Regions from separate parts of the Homo sapiens genome. Here region 1 is linked to region 2. Evidence: read pairs that join two places in POLR2A ChIA-PET (ENCODE). Cell type or tissue: GM12878. All regions are shown on one strand. Each heading gives the region's core, and the rest is flanking DNA. Links, peaks and the distances in the headings are about the cores only.

Region 1 (2,917 bases), core at 238-2,737, 470 kb before region 2:
AAACCTCTGAAAAGCAAGAGTAAACTTTTAAAACTGATCATATGGTGGCTAGAAAATGCTGGGCCACCAACTACAAAAGAACTGCAGGGGAAAGCCAGTTTAATCTGTTCATGTGTTAGCCCTACGAATTGTAGTCCAACATCCTTACAAAAACCCACACAGGTTCCTTCTCAGGTTGGGAATGGAACTGATATGACATCAGTAAAGAAAAGACTGCCAGACAAGGTGGCTCACGCCTGTAATCCCAGCACTTTGGGACGCCGAGGTGGGTGGATCGCTTGAGGCCAGGAGTTTGAGACCAGCCTGGCCAACACAATGAAACCCCATCTCTACTAAAAATACAAAAATTAGCCAGGTGTGGTGGTGTGCGCCTGTAATCCCAGCTACTCGGGAGGTGAAGGTTGCAGTGAGCTAAGATCGTGCCATTGCACACTCCAGCCTGTGCAACAGAGTGAGACTGTCTCAAAAAAAAGAAAAAGAAAAAGAAAAAGAAAAGATTGCTACTGATGGAACTGGGTGCTTTGAAAACTCAGCCAAGCAGAGTCTCCTCCAGTAGAAAAATGTCTTTAATGACAGCATGCCCCGATGGCATGCTTGTAATTTCACAAGGGCCCAAATGAGTCTATCAGGACCAGAGGTATCTAGAAGCTGTGACACTATGAATGCACAATAGCACCTCAGGAATGAGACTTCTGAGTGACATCAGAGGAGGGGAGGTTGGGCACTTTCACTCATTACTTTCTACACACTTCAATACTGCCTGAATGTTTTACAACATTCATGATTACTTTTGTAATTAAAAAGTCAGAAAATATAAAATAACAAAATATATTTTAAATAACCATTCTCCCTTTCTCCCTCCCCATCCAAAAAATACATATGTAAAAGAAGATATTGACTCTGGTTGTCTCAGGGTTGAAAGGTTATTTTCTTTGTTGAGTTTTGTTTTTTTGGGGGGGATTTTTGTGTGTGTGTGTGTGTATGTATTTTCCAAAAGCTCTGTAAGTGTAGGCTTTCTCAGCAGGGAAAAGGAAAGAACTAGAAGCAGAGAAAAAAGAAGAAAGAAAACAACACAAAGAAAGAAACGAGGAAAGCTGTTTTACTCGGTGTCCTCTGAGTTCCATGTTTACGGTGTTAAAGTTCACTGTAACAGAGACTTCACTAAATGTGTTGAGGGGGGTCCTTCTAGTCCTTCCGCACTGTCCCACTTAGCTTGATTGTAGTCTCAGAGAGGGAAATCCCCTCAATAAATTTAGGATCCTCCAAGAATCTCTTGGTTTCAGTACAAATGAGGAAAGGAAAAAATGGTGATGACTAGAGTGGAAATGCAGAGTGGTGGGGGTGATCATGTTCTTTCAGTAGAGAAAATAATCAGAACTGAAAACAGATGAAAAATAGGAACCAAAAGAACACTGGTGGGCCTAATGACAACCTTCAATGTTCAAAAGCCCCAGGGACTGGCCTGAAGTCAGGACATATGTCACCGAAAATGCCAATGGGAATCACTTCAGACCAGAGCTTCCTGTTTAATGCACCAGCAGAGGTTAGCAGAAAATGCCACCGAGAGGCCAGTGAGAATCTCTGGAAATATAATAACCTCAGGCAAAGGAGGGGAACAGACTCACTGCATTCAGCAGGGCACAGGCCACATGTGGAGTTTGGTATCGGGTTCCACTGGCTTACTGAATAGGCCTCCTTAGGAGACAAGCAATAGTGAAGAAAACCAAGTCCCTATGCTTACTCAGGAGGCTTCAATTCTAGTAGAAGAGATAGAAAACAAATGTGTGTGTGTGTATATATATATGTATTCTAGTATAAAAATAATAAGACATAGTAACTGATAAGTCAATTATAAGTAAATACTTCATAATTACTTATATATGAATAAGTAAATTAACAGAATGTCAGGTGGTGATATGTGTTGTGAAAGGGCCGGGGAAAGGAAATCTAGAGTGATGAGGGGGCTACATTTAAGTTAAAATGAGCTAGGAATCCCCCTTCACGGAAGAGCAAGACAAATGAATATCTATGGCCAACATGTTCCAGGCTGACAGAACAATAAGTACAAAGGCCTTAGGGTGATCAAGGAAAGCAACCATTTATTCCTTATTCAACCAATATTTACTAAAAGTACCATGCCAGTGGCTGAAGATATAAGACACAGCCCTGTCCTCAACATGCTTACAGAGTAGTACAGAAGAAATGCAAACCATTATTAGGCTATGTGTTTTAGAAGGGACCCCTACTGGTATGGGAGAAATCAGGGTAGGCTTCTTGGAGGTGGTGCTGAATGAAGTCTTAGGGATGGAGTGAAGACAAGGGAGAAGCAGCAGGAAAAACACATTTCAGACAATGAGGGCAGCACAAGCGAAGGCACGGAGATGAGGCTCTGGGTGGCAACACAGCACCCCCCATGGCCCATCAAGAAGGACAGGCAGTGACAACAACGAATTGCAGGGATGTGAGAATGAGGGGTGGAGAGGCCCTTCAGGCTACACTATGTGAGAAGTTGAAAGGACTAGAGATCTTTAACAGAGAAGGGGCATACATTTCATGTATTTGAAAGGAAATGACGCAGACTTCTCTTTGGTTGTTCCAGGGGCAGATCTAAAAAGGGAAATTACAGGAAAGTGAACTTTTTAACAATCAGAGCTGCCCAAAAATGGAACTGAGGCTTGCGGACTGAATAGCTCTCCCTCCCTGGAAGCATTCTGGCAGAGGTTGAGTGCCACCTGTGAGGGAGAGGAATAAGGGCTACACCATGGGATCAAGGAAGGGCCAGAGGAGGAATGATTCAGTTTGGAGATAGGAAAGGCTTGTCTGGGCGGGCTGGGAGCTAAGGAAGAAGGGGGATGCAGATGCATAAAACCAGAAAATGCCTTCTAGGTAGGAACTCTGGGTGTGGAGCTGGTGTCAG
Region 2 (2,917 bases), core at 295-2,794:
TTGGGTGACAGAGCAAGACTCCATCTCAAAAACAACAACAACAAAAAACAAAAAAACAAAAACAAAAACAATAAAACAGACTTTAACATTAATGTTCATAGCAATATTATTCCTAATAATTCCAAAGGGAAAATGATCCAAATGTCCACCAACTGGTGAATGAACACAATGGAATATTACTCAGCAATAAAAAGGAGTGAAATACTGATACATGTGCAACATGGGTAAACCTCACAAGCATTATGTAAGTGAAAGAAGACAGAGGCAAGAGACTACATATTACATGACTCCATTATATGAAATGTCCAGAAAAGGCAAACTTATAAAGACAGAAAGCATATCAGAGGTTGCCTTGGGACTAGCTGGGGGTGGCAGTTGGGATTGACTGCACACAGCTTTGAGGAAAGTTTTTGAGTGATAGAAATGTTTTAAAACTGGATTCTGGTGGTGATGGCACAACTTTATAAATTTACTTAAACAATGAATTGTGGGCCAGGTGTGATGGCTCATGCCTGTAATCCCAGCACTTTGGGAGGCCGAGGCGGGTGGATCACCTGAGTTCAGGAGTTCGAGACCAGCCTGGCCAACAGGGTGAAACCCCATCTCTACTAAAAATACAAAAATTGGCCAGGCGTGGTGGCGGGCACCTGTAATCCCAGCTACTCGGGAGGCTGAGGCAGGAGAGTCACTTGAACCCAGGAGGCAGAGGTTACAGTGAGCCAAGATCATGCCACTGTACTCCAGCCTGGCAACAGAGTGAGACTCTGTCTCAAAAAAAAAAAAAAAAGAATTGTGGCCGGGCGCGATGGCTCAAGCCTGTAATCCCAGCACTTTGGGGGGTCGAGGCGAGTGGATCACCTGAGTTCAGGAGTTCAAGACCAGCCTGGACAACATGGTGAAACCCCATCTCTACTAAAAATACAAAAATTAGCTGAGCGTGGTGGCACAAGCCTATAATCCCAGCTACTCAGGAGGCTGAGGCAGGAGAATCACTTGAACCCAGGAGGCGGAGGTTGCAGTGAGCCAAGATCCTACCATTGCACTCCACTCCAGCCTGGGTAACAGACAAGACTCCAACTGAAAAAAATACCTGTACATTTACCAAAAAAAAAAAAAAAAAAAAAGAAGAAGATAAAGAGCCTGCATTGAACCACTTTTGGAATAATATTTTAAGAACAGTGAAATTTGGAATCTAGTACTGAAAAAATATTGGTATAACAAAATAATTTGTAAAGTCTCTTGGCTTTACAAATTATAACCACATTTGTTCTCACTATAGTATCATCCTGATCGAGCCTATGTCAAAGGACAAGTTGAAAACAGTCATATGTTTGAAAGGCACAAAATGAAATGAAATGAAATTGAATTACCATTATATATCTTCAAACAAAAAGAATGAAACAGAGGAGGGTGGGCCTCAGTTTGGTTTTTATGTTACTAGGCTGCTACCTAGTGGTCATTTATAAAATGGCAGGACTTGGGTTTTTGGTTTTTGTCTTGGATTTGTTGAGCCATGTCTCTACACCACAGCAAATACCTAAACACTTACCGATGTGTGGGTTAAATATCTGAATGCATTGCTGAATAATTTATGCTTTATAAAAATACTATAGGCTGGGCGCAGTGGCTCAGGCCTGTAATCCCAGCACTTTGGGAGGCCGAGGCAGGTGGATCACCTGAGGTCTCAGGAGTTCGAGACCAGCCTGGCCAACATGGCGAAACCCCATCTCTACTAAAAATACACAAAATTGCTGGGCGTGGTGGTGGGTGCCTGTAATCCCAGCTACTTGGGAGGCTGAGGCAGGAGAATTGCTTAAACCTGGGAAGTGGAGGTTGCAGTGAGCCGAGATCACGCCACTGCACTCCAGCCTGGGCGACAGAGCGAGACTCCGTCTCAAAAAAAAAAAGAAGAAGAAGAAGAAGAAAAAATACTATAGTGGCAAGAACTGGATTGAAAGTTCTGAAAAATGGCCTTTAGTCCCTGATTGGCTGCTGTCAGCTTTGTGACTTTGAGCCAGGTCAAAATTAATCCATGGGGACTATCCGGTTCCAAAGTTTTAGGAGCAGCTCTGTAAGGTAAGTTGGCCTTGGGGCCACCTCCTTAACTGCTCTAAACTTTAGTATCTTCATCTTAAAAATGGGGATAAAAAATCCCATCCCTAGGCTAGTTGTGACAATTAAATGTGACAATGCATATAAAAGTACTATCTCAGAACACACCTCAGGAAAAGTTAGAATATGACTTTCCCTCTCAGAATGTGCCTAATAGGGAACAATCTTTTATCTGCCAATTAAAATTACTCCTTCCCATCCTATCCCAAAGCAACAAGCAAAAACACCAGAAGTTCAGAAAAGTAAATATGATTCTTAGAATGATCTGCTCATTTGAAACATAAATTTGAACAATTTAATTTAAAAAATAATCAATAAAGCATAGCCGCTAGAATTTTACAAATCACTTGAAACTTGGAATTGCTGATTATTTTAAAACAATAAGGTAGTGACCGAGATGTCAAAAGGTGAATGTTCTAGCTCATCCTCTCACCACTGGTATCTTATGGAGGTCTGACATGTTTAATGTATGCCAGCCAGCACAATGCTGACCACAGAAAGTATAATTCTTTCATTTTCCTAGGAATTAAGCTCCACTTTTGTGGGGTTGGACTTGTTCCTGGGTGTGTTGGCTCACACCTGTAATTTCAGCACTTTGGGAGGCTGAGGCAGGAAGACTGCTTGGGCCTAGTAGTTTGAGACCAGCCTGGGAAACACAGCAAGACCTCCTCTCTACAAAAAAAAAAAAAAAAAAAAAAAAAATCAAAAAATTAGTTAGGTGTGGTGGCACAAACCTGTGGTCCCAGCTACTCCAGAGGCTGAGGTGGGAGGATTGCTTGAGCTTGAAAGGTTGAGGCTAGAGTGA

The links. ChIA-PET counts read pairs that join two places held together with the same protein. Peaks named below come from ENCODE experiments on the same cell type or tissue, not always from the same donor. Only the 100,000 strongest peaks of a DNase experiment are listed, where the experiment ranks them.
Region 1: POLR2A ChIA-PET joins it to region 2 with 11 read pairs; 8 of 35 experiments call an interaction of 5 or more read pairs at or near these places.

Annotation. Positions count from the first base shown.
Region 1 is chr1:116,585,426-116,588,342 of GRCh38, forward strand. All of the region lies in intron 8 of IGSF3 (immunoglobulin superfamily member 3), which reads right to left. Among named protein-coding and RNA genes, the nearest start is that of CD58, 16 kb to the left of the region's middle. In GM12878, for the core only: no CTCF peak of the experiment used is centred there; no DNase peak of the experiment used is centred there; H3K27ac peaks cover 1,526 bases.
Region 2 is chr1:117,054,081-117,056,997 of GRCh38, forward strand. The region is part of intron 1 of CD101-AS1 (CD101 antisense RNA 1); the gene reads right to left. Among named protein-coding and RNA genes, the nearest start is that of CD101-AS1, 4.0 kb to the right of the region's middle. In GM12878, for the core only: a CTCF peak has its summit at 1,453 (motif pointing left); a DNase peak (open chromatin) is centred at 1,421.